Linked DNA regions of Mus musculus: region 2 is linked to region 1. A link is a loop called in an ENCODE intact Hi-C map of the cell type or tissue named here. Cell type or tissue: left cerebral cortex. All regions are shown on one strand. Each heading gives the region's core, and the rest is flanking DNA. Links, peaks and the distances in the headings are about the cores only.

The links. Peaks named below come from ENCODE experiments on the same cell type or tissue, not always from the same donor. Only the 100,000 strongest peaks of a DNase experiment are listed, where the experiment ranks them.
Region 2: it touches region 1 in a loop (7-fold over the local background); 1 of 42 quality-filtered maps calls a loop at or near these places.

The regions. Positions count from the first base shown.
Region 1 is chrX:139,609,187-139,611,686 of GRCm38, reverse strand. Rnf128 (ring finger protein 128) reads right to left here and starts at 1,067. Exons shown (of 7, transcript NM_023270.5): 1 at 398-1,067. The coding sequence starts at 881. In left cerebral cortex, for the core only: a CTCF peak has its summit at 1,075; DNase peaks (open chromatin) are centred at 523 and 1,089; H3K4me3 peaks cover 1,619 bases; H3K27ac peaks cover 1,367 bases.
Region 2 is chrX:139,680,182-139,688,305 of GRCm38, reverse strand. It overlaps Tbc1d8b (TBC1 domain family, member 8B), which reads right to left and starts at 3,310. Exons shown (of 21, transcript NM_001081499.2): 1 at 2,996-3,310. The coding sequence starts at 3,125. In left cerebral cortex, for the core only: no CTCF peak of the experiment used is centred there; DNase peaks (open chromatin) are centred at 2,691, 3,343 and 3,771; H3K4me3 peaks cover 1,475 bases.

The DNA of each region.
Region 1 (2,500 bases), core at 1-2,500:
CGCAAAGCGATTCCCAGGCAATGTTCTCCCTCCTAGTTTAAAAGCCAATGCCCACCCTCCCACACCCTTAATCCCAGGAAAGCACCCTTGTGAAACACCAGGAAAAGAAGCGAAAACCCCAACTGTGCCAGCCTCTGCGACCCCCCCCCAAGCACCCCACCCCGTTTGTCTTACCCTTTTCCACCAGAGGCAAATTAAATTCTGAAGAATTCTTTTGCACCCAACCCCTACACCTGAAGACTCTCGGGAGGACCCTGCTCTACTTAGTGGGGGCAAAAAAAGGGGCACCCGTTTTCTTTCCAAGCAAAGGGACAGGGAGAGGCAAGCAGGGAAGGAAACCGGGGAAGCTGGTCACCAGTAGAGGTTTGAAGAGCTGCAAATTAGTAGCTGCACTCACCCGGGTGAGACATGGGGATGACCTCATTGCGGGTCCCAGGGAAGTTAAAGATGACCGCTCCAGAAGCCCCTCTCTCTGAAGCCAGATGGATCTTGTCCGCGAAGGTGCAGCCTCCACCGCGTTGGATGAGGGCCAACCAAGATACTTGCACCGTGCTCCCCCAAACCGTGGGCACCGTGAAATTGGTGTGCGGGTTACAGGCGTTGAGCGCCCCGGGCCCGTCGGGCGGTACCAGGACCCCGGAGACGGGCTCCAGCGGCGAGTCCTGGCCGTACACGCCCTCCTCGCTCAGCTCCCACACCGTGCGGTTCACTCCGGTGTGCGGAACCCGCCAGGACACGTTGAGGTACGCGGTCCACACGGCTTCGGCTCCCCGGGAACCGGGCGCGTGCGGACTCAGAGCCAGAAGGAAGCACCAAGCCAGTAGCCGGGCAGCTCCGCAGCCGCCGCGGCAGTAGACCCCGATCCCGGGCGGCGGCCCCATGGCGCGCACTCGGCAGGCGACCCGGGCTGGGACTAGGTGCGAACCAGGTGGGGAGCCGGCGGCTAGCAGCGGGCGCGGGGCCAGCGAGGTCGCAGGCTGCCCTGCCAGCCGGCACGCAGCGTCAGCGGCCAGGCTACTGCAGACGCAGCTCCTACAAGCAAGCGCTAGGGATGCTCGCTCGCGACTGCCGCGGCCTCGTCGGGCTCTGGGACGCTCGCGCGAAGCTCCGCCCACCCGGCTGGGGGTAGAGGTGGCTGGGAGAGAGAGCCAGCCAGCGAGCGAGCGAGCAAGCGGAGAGGAAAAGGACACTGCGGGATCCGCCTCTTAAAAGGGTCACAGGATGGGGAAACGTTACAGGAGAGACTCGAGGTTGGCCAGCCAGGTGTGTCCTGTCCTTTTTAGGAAGAATCCTCGGCCCGAGAAACTGGAGAATGCGCCAGTTTACAAGCTTTCAGTTCGGAGTCGGATTGGAGTTGGTTTTGAAAGGCACAAATTCCATCTCCTTTGCCTGAAGGGGAGTTTGGGCTTTGTGGTAGGAAAGTACTTCTGAACAGCCCCAGGTCCAAAGGGTGTGAGTTCTGAGTAGGTGTTTAGTGCTGGGGTTAGAGGCTTCCTGTTTCCCCCTCCCCCTCCCCCCCGGAAAGGACAAGCAAAGCACGTCCTCATTGCTCCCTTTATTTAATTACCTTCTTAGTGGCCCCAAACAGCACGTTTCTCTTTCCCTGATCTCAGCAAGTGCTATACGTGTCTTTGCTACCCGAGGCTAACACACTGCACCAGATGCCTCTTGCAAGCAATTTTGATAACCACAACAGAATTATCATCTCCACACACCTCAAAGCCAAGCTCCCCTTTTTAATTCACCTTCCACAAATTAGGTTTGACCTAACTGATTTTCCAGCGAGATTCATGATCTTAACTACAATACCTTTCTTCTCTTGATACCAACTAAAATGAGGCCAGCCCACCTGGACAACTCACACATGTCTCTTGTTTATGAGTTAGTCATAGTTCAGCATACATTTCTGTCAATATTATCTATCAATGACTACATTTACTGGAATCACTAAAACTGTGCATGGAACTAAGCTGAATTAATATACCAGGTGACAGCCACTTTAGAATTTATTTATGATTTTGAATTTTAGACAGAGTCTCCCTGTGTAGTCCTAACCAGCCTGGAGTTAACTATGTAAATTAGCACCATAGGCATACTTTAGGGCAATCCTCTTGCTTAGTTGCGATTACAGTTAAAGACATGTGCTACCAGGCCCAGCTTCTGAACAGTTTTTAACCTTTAGAATTTACTTCTCTGCGCCTCGATTTGTTTATAAATTGTAAAATGGGAATGAAAACATTGAGCGCATGGAGTTGATCAGATGGTTAAAAGTCTTCCTGTAAACCACTCAGGATGCTGTTTAGCTGAGTATGAAAATTACGTTAAATATTGTTACTCGACAAGTTCAGGGGCACAGGAGTTCTACAATATCAATTGTCGTTACCTCCCAGTAATAACCAGAGACCATGCTGTTTATGAATTCAGTCTTAGCTACATTTTTGGTTCAGTCTAATTTCCAGCATTCCCAATCACTCTCATCTCTAAATCCTCGGCTAAGCAT
Region 2 (8,124 bases), core at 2,460-4,959, 74 kb before region 1:
TTTAGCTGCAATCGTGCAGTCTTTACCTTTCTCAACCAAGGGAGAATGTGAGGCAACTAGAAAAACCCAGGGTAAAATAGTCTCTAAATAAACAAGAAACCAAAGCAACAATAACAACTTTGGGTATAACAAAAAATTTTTTACAAAAGTTCCATTCTGCTGTAACCTAGGATAACTAAGAAAGACAAAGTTTGATAAATGATCAGTAATCTAACCAGATGCCCACTAAAAATATCTTATAATTCTAGAAAAGGGACCTTGGGACTCTAATGTGAAGATTCTTTTGAGAGAATCATCATTATGAAAGAAAAATTAGTTCACCAAGCTTAGTGTGGTAGTGAATACCTATCATACCAGCATTTGGGAGGATGAGGAAGAAAAACTGTCAGTTTGAAGCTGGCCTGAGCTATATAATTAGACTCCCCCACTCAAATGGAATCAACTAAATTTCATCAAATCTATACTCAAGATATAATATTATGGGGGTGGGGATTACTCCCAATCATCGCATATCAAAGAAAACAAATTTTAAAGTACAATTATTAACATTTCTCAAAGGTCACTGTCATTTCTCCATTATACCAAACATAAACTAATCTTATAAAGGGATAGTACGTAACACGACAACATATCAAATACATAAAATGGGCAAAGGCAGGTTTATGCTGGCCTATACTGATGCTCTGATGAAAGCTAATGGAAATGAGGACAGCACAGCTCTTAGCTCCACAAGTTTAACTAAGAAGGCAGTAGTTAGGCAGCCATGAAAATCAGCATACACTTTTGCTCTGAACCAAACGGAACAACAACAACAACAAAAACATTTAAAATATCTCTTTGCTCCTTTTTGAGTTATTTTGTTAAATTTATATGACTTTGGTGGTTATTTCAGGCATGTTATTGTCACAAGGAAAACAGTCATGCAGATACAAATTGACTATAAGTTACTCATCACAGCACATATCTGCAAGTGATAGAAATTTTCATTTATTTCTTCAGACGAAGTTCCTTGTGTTCTAGCAATGGGGAACTAATAAAAGAGGTGAGTGGGGTAAAGAGAAAATCCATTTTAATTGACCTGTTTGATACCACAGAGAAAGGGGGATGGGACCCTCACAGATGTGAAGGGGGAATGGGTTGAAGAACTTTGGGAGGGGGGACCAGGAGGAGGACAACATTTGGGATGTAAATAAAGAAAGTAATTAATTTTAAAAAGAAATTTCTATTTGAATGAAACTGTCATTTCAATGAAAACTTTTCTCTAAAACAACTTGTAATTTTTAAAGTTCAGGAAAAAATGTAAAATGCTACTTTTATTATAGGGGCAATTTTTGTTCCCATACTGCCTGAAGGCCCTTTTTAGAAGTTGGATAAGTCAGATGATTGTTAGTTGTAAAGTCATATATCTCATAGGACATATGAATTCTATCCACATTAGAGGAGGCTCGCCTTAACATAAACATACCTTTATGAACATTATCTTACAGTTTACACGCATATCTCCATAGAGTAAGCACCATTCTTTTTAGCCAAAGAAGATCAATGTCACATAAGCCACGAAACTTCTTCCTTCAACCCTTCAGTAGTCCTTTGGTTCTGATTCTATTTTTTTCTAGTAAACTAGTTAATCTTCCTAGTCTACTTCCACCCTCCTCTCTCAACCCAGCACTTTAAAGGCAGTGACCAAAATTATAATTCTAGCACAAAGTGGTACCTTAAGATTGCATATATGAGACTTTATACCCCATCATAGGTGGAATCAAGAGTGGTAAGGCAGGAGTGGGTGATTGGTTGAAGGAGCACCCTCATAGAGGCAAAGAGGAGGGGGGCAGGGAGATATGGGATAAGGGGGTGTGGAGGGGAAACCAGGAAGGGGGATAACATTTGAAATGTAAACAAATAAAATGATCAATAAAAAAAGAATCTCAGAAGAGAAAAGCAGTTTAAACCCACCATAAAAAAAAAAGATTGCATATATGAAAGAATTTGATCAATGCCATCCAACAGGCAAGAGGTAAGGATATGATCAAAATTCAGGTGGTCAGATTTTTGCTTCTTCCCTCTACATCACCCTCCCCAAATTAAGCTGCTCCACCACTTCAAAGCCCTAATACCAAACTAAGAATTACCATGAAAAACAGCTCTTGTCTCTCCAAGGTCCAAATTTGTAAAAAGCCCCTATGGAAGACTAAGGATCTAAAAACAGCCTTCTTTGTAATCTTCAGACATGGACCAGTTTTGAATTAAGATTAACAACTGTGGGAGACTGGCTTAGAAGAGTTGAGTCTCCTTCTTGTTTAATTGGTTTGGTTTACACATCTTTGAAAGAAGGGGCAGAGCCAAACTCACTGGAGAGAAATGTACTCTTAGAAGAATACAGGGATTCCAAGGGTTGAAAACTTGGATATAGCAAAAGACGCGAAACTGAGAGGAGGTGAGTAATTCTGAGGGCTACTCCTTCACTTCCCCAGCATCAAGCAGCCCCATGCCCCGACCCAAATCTCACTTGCAGCCTCTCTCTCAAGGTGTGATTGGGGCACTTCGTTCTCCTTAGGATTCCCATGTCCTAGCAATGCCCCTCACACACTCGCACTCACTCCCTAGGGTGGTGATTATTTGTATAGGTTTTGGAAAAAAAGTTAAGTCCACACCCGCGAACCCGCTCTCCTCGCCTGTCTTAACGGGACTAGTCTAGCTAGCGCACTGCACTGCCCATCAGCCCCCTTCGCCATGGGAAGCGACCCATCAGGTACTGGAAACCCCCTTAGCTTCTCCTATCGCGGTAAGACCCAAAGAGCAACTGGGAGTCCTGTGCAAGACAGTCAGGACGCGGTGGTAGCAGAGGAAAGGTGGTGGCGGGAGCAGAATTCCCCAGTCAGTCGCCCTGGGTTTAAGATGAGGCAGCGGGCAGCGACGAGTAACTGTTTGCCTTGCCACCTATTCAGTGACAGCGGACCCAGCCCTAACGCAGGTGTAGCTGGCCACAACCTCTTACCTGTAAGTCCCCCTCCTCCTTCTTCCCCGTAGCCTCGACGCCTTTGCAGGACAAAGTACTCGTTGGATCTTTCCATCAGCCACAGCTTCAGCGCATTTTTCAACAGCACTTCCTCGGGCTTCAGCCACATCTTGAAGAACTTTGTGCCGCCTCGGGAACGGAGGCGACCTATTTGTCCTCCTCACCTCCACCCTCCCAGCCTGTCTTTACCCCTCTACTTCTCCTCCCACCAAGTCTTCCGTTGGCGGCGGCGCCTCCGGAGGTTTTCCACACTTCCCCCAACCGTGCCTTCTCTCCCACGTAGGCAGAGAGAGTGCCAACTCCCTCCCACGGAGCTACTGCCAGACTGGGAAATAGCCCCGCTTCACCTCCTCTTGGGAGTTGTAGTTTTCTATCCACTTTTCCCGTACCCGGTCTAATATAGCCCTAGACTACATTTCCCACAATGCACTGGGTTACTAGTTGGGTGGGTTGGGGGCGCCTTTGAGGCGCTCCCGCCACCAGTTAAGTGAGTTTAGCCTGTGTAAAGTTAAAGAGGGTTTTCTTTTGTCTTTTTGCTTCAAATAAGCTAACCCCGTGTATGACAGCAGTGTTCCTAGTTCTTTTATAGTGAGAGGACTAGTTTGTTGAAAACAAAGTTTCCGGCATTTTTGAGTAATGGCCCATCCAGGAAGCAGTAGCCTGCAGCAACTTCCATTTACTTTGCGCCTATTAGGTAGTAGGTGATTTCTCAGGTAATCCTCAGGGAAATCTTTCAAAGTGGATCCTCCGCTTTGCTCGCTAAGCGCTAGCAAGCGAAGTTACTTACCCACGCTCTCACAGTGGGTGAATAGACTTGTTATTCAAAAGCCTTGCCTAAATTAAATTCTGTCCATTCATACCAGAAGAATGTAAATCTCAGAAAACACTTCTTCACACACACACACTTGCGATTATCCCTTCCCCCATGCTGCCTCTGTTTATTTGACTACTGGCTGAAAAATCTCTACTCCAACTTTTTAGGTATTTCTTTTTTTTTTTTTTAACCTTAAAAAACAAACAAACACCCGAAATTCCTTGCAGGGCAGGGCAGCCTATTTTCTTGATACCTTGACAATGCTGCACAACAGCCTACGCACTAAAATGAAAGAGTTCTGCTGTGAGGAATTATTTGAGGGCTGGTTGTTGTTATTGTTGTTGTTAGGATAACTCAATCCCGACAGGAAAAGAATAGAGTGAAAGTGAAAACTGGCTTACAGAAAGAATGCAAATAAAAGGTCCTGAGAAGTTGGCAAGGTATTCAAAATAAAGATATAGGGCCATGTGGCTAAGACAATGGACTGGGACACTCAGACTAGGAGTCCTGGAGCCAGTGAACTCTGCCCCAAGGAGTGTCTCCAGGCTAAATCTTCCAAGACTTGGGCGGTTTCTGGCGAAGCAGGTATATGTCACAAGCAAGTATTTATTTTTGTGGAAGAAAAACGCAACCATCACCACCACCAACAAAGCAAAATCCCAAGGCAGAGTGTTTCCTAGCGCAAAGTCACCCTTTGAAGGTGTATTAAGGCACATCGTTTCTCCATTTCTTCACAGTAAAAGGTCAATAAATGCAGCAAATGTGGATAGCCTTTGTCTTCCTTCATTTGTACAGTTCCAGCCGCCATTGTCCGTCAGTATGCTTATGGTTCTAGTTATGGCAAAGAGCATCAGGATTGGATGGTTCCTTCTCTGTACGCTGAACCCAGCCAGGGCTACCCAGATACTCTGTCTTAAGATCAGGCCCACTTCCAGCTTGGAGCTGGAGCTGGGGATTTAGAACACTTTTGCATTTATAAACAAACACTTCACTGATTGTATAAAGAAAACAGTTTTCAAATTGAATTATGTCTATTGCGCTAAAATTTGTCTTGATCATAATGTACTTCAAGTCTTTGCAAATAATTGTTTCTCTAAAACCACATTTAAAATACCATGGCATTCTTTTCATTGTCCAATTATGAATATTCCTGTAAAATACTTAGGAATTACAAACAATCTTGAATATCGCTGCTGATATTGTCCTGGAACTTAATGTATCGCATGCTATGCTCATTAATAAGTGTCTTAGTTAGGATTTTCATCGCTGTGAAAGGATACCATGACCGAGGCAACTCTTTTTTTTACTTATTTTATTTATTTACATTCTAGCCATTGCCTTCCCTCCTGTTTCCCCTCCCACAATTTCTCATCACATTCCTCCTCCCTTGCCTCCTAGAGTGTGCTCCCCACCACCAGGCATCCCCCTTCCCTGGGGGCCTCAAGTCTCTCAAGGATTGAGTATATCTTCTCCCACTGAAACCAGACCAGTCAGTCCCCTAATATATATTTGCCAGGGGCCTTGGACCTGTGTGTCTATGCTGCCAAGGCAACTCTTATAAAGGACAACATTTAATTAGGGCTGGCTTACAGGTTCAGAAGTTCAGTATATTATCATCATAGTGGGAAGCAGGGTAGTATCCAGGCAGTCATGGTGCTGAAGGAGCTGAGAGTTCTACACCTTGTTCCAAAGTCAAACAGGATAAGACTGGCTTCTAGGCAGCTAGGAGAAGGGTCTCAAAGACCACCCCCACTGTGACACACTTCTTCCAAAAAAGCTACATCTACTCCAACAAGGTCACACCTCCTATTAGTGCCATTCCCTGGGTCACACATACTCAAATTACTACATGCTACTCCCTGGCCCCCATAGGCTTGTACAAACCAATGAGTCTCTGGGGACATACCTAGCCATAGCATAATGCAAAATACATTTAGTCAACTTCAAATGCCCCACCCCCATAGTTTTTAACAGTCTCAACAATGTTAAAAGTCCAAAGCTCAAAGTCTCTTCTGATGTTTATCCAACTACTTCACTGTAATCCCCTATAAAATAAAAAAAAATAATAAAAAAGCAGATCACATACCTCCAACATCACAGGATATACATTACCATTCCAAAATGTCACAGTGGGGAAATATTGGACAAATGCAAGACCAAAAGCCAGCTGGACAAATTCCAAATCCTGCATCTCCATATCTGATGTCAAAACACTCTTCAGATCTCCAACTCCTTTCATTGCTGTTGACTGCAACAAACTTTTTTCTCCTGGGCTGTTTCCATTCCCTGTCAGCATCTTTCCTCAGCAGGTATTCCATGGCTCTGACATCTCTAACATCTTGGGGTCTCCAAGGCAACTTCGACTTTACAGGTTCTTGTTCTACACACAATCTTCTGGGTTTCTTGAAAGGGCTTGGGTCACTTCTCCAACTCTGTCCTCTGTAGCACTCAAAGCTCTGGTTGACTCTATTCCACTGCTGCTGCTGTTCCTGGTAGCCATCTAATGGTTGGTACTGGAATCTCTAATATGCTGGGGTTTCTCATTGCAATTAGGCTTCACCAATAGACTCTCATAGGTTCTCTTTATGGTGTCAAGCCTTAACTTCTTTGCATAATCCCTTTAGTCCTAGGCTGTCACCTGCAATGGAGGCTACTCTTTCACTAATGCCCTGGCCTCACACAGAGGCAAGCTTCAGCTGCTCTCTATGATCCTTTCATGCCTTTAACACCATTACCCATCTGGGTGGTTCTTACATATTACTAAGTCCAGCTGCAACATGAGGTACAATCCTGGCTATATCTGGAACATAACTTCTTTGCATTCTCGGAAAATACATCCTAAAAGATTTTACCTCAATGATGCTAATCTCTTCTTAATCACCGATAATTTCTTAGCTCCAGCTAGCCAGCATCGATTGTCCCAGTAGTCCCTTTTATTCCTCACTCTAAAGCCAGAGTCACATGGCCAAAGCTGCCAAGTTTTGCAGTTTGCTTGAGCTGGAACATGGCCCCCTTGTTCTATTACAGTATCAACAGCTTTCTGTTTCCCAACTCCTTCACCGCCTAAACTTGGCTGTCCTGGAACTTGCTCTGTAGATTGACCTACCTTGAACTGAGAGATCTGCATGGCTCTGTCTCCTGAATGTTGGGATCAAAGGCATGTACCACCATGCTCGGACTTAAGCTTTTCTTCACCTAGAAATTTCATTGCCCGAGCCTGGCCTTGAATTCAGAGAACTATTTGTCTTTGTGTCCTGGTATGAACCACCATGCTTGGGCCTAAGCTTTCATGGCCACTATTCCTCAAGATCTAGATCAAAAGTGTGTGTACTCCATTTCTGGACTGTAATTCATTTCAGATTAAAATTAACCAAGTAATCATAACACCTAGATATGAGTCTCTCTTGTTTAACTGCAAAATCATAAACAGTAAGCTTAGTTGGGTGGGATCTTGTCCTATAGTCACAATTCCCTTAATCCATTTATCTCCTTGAACAAAGGATTTAGCTCCATTCTACTTCCAGGTGCCCCTTTAATATTTCATTTATATGTTTTGTATTTTTCATTTCTCCCCTTGCTCCTTTTTATTAAAACTCTCTTCATAAAGTCCAACTCCAATAGGTAGACAGGGCCACAAGAGGAGGGATGGTGTTACCAACCCACAGTCAAAATTTCTGACCCAGAATTGTTCCTGTCTAAAACAACTGCAGGGACAAAAATGGAGAAGAGATTGAAGGAAAGGTGGTTCAGTGACCAGCTCAACTGGGGATCTACCTCATGGGGAGACACCAAGGCCTGACAATATTACTGATGCTATGATGTGCTTACAGTCAGGAGCCTAGCATGGCTGTCCTCTGAGAGGCCCAACCATCAGCTGACTGAAACAGATGCAGATACCTACACCCAACCATTGGACTGAAGTCTGGGACCCCTATGGTTGAATTAGGGAAAAGTTGGAAGAAACTGAGGAGGAGGGCAACCCCATAAGGAAGACCAGCAGCCTCAACTAACCTAGACTCCTGAGATCTCTCAGATACTGCGTCACGAACCAGGCAGCATATAGGAGCTAATCTGAGGCCCTGACACATATACTGTAGAGGACTACCTGGTCTGACCTCAGTGGGAGAAGATGTGACTAATCCTGGAGGGATTTGAGGCCCCAGGGAAGGGAGAGGCCTGGTGGTGGGGGAAGCATCCTCTTAGGGACAAGGGAGTTGTGGTGGAGGAATGGGATGAAGAACTGTGGGAGGGGGGACTGGGAGGTGGTAATGGTTGGATTGTAAATAAATAAAAA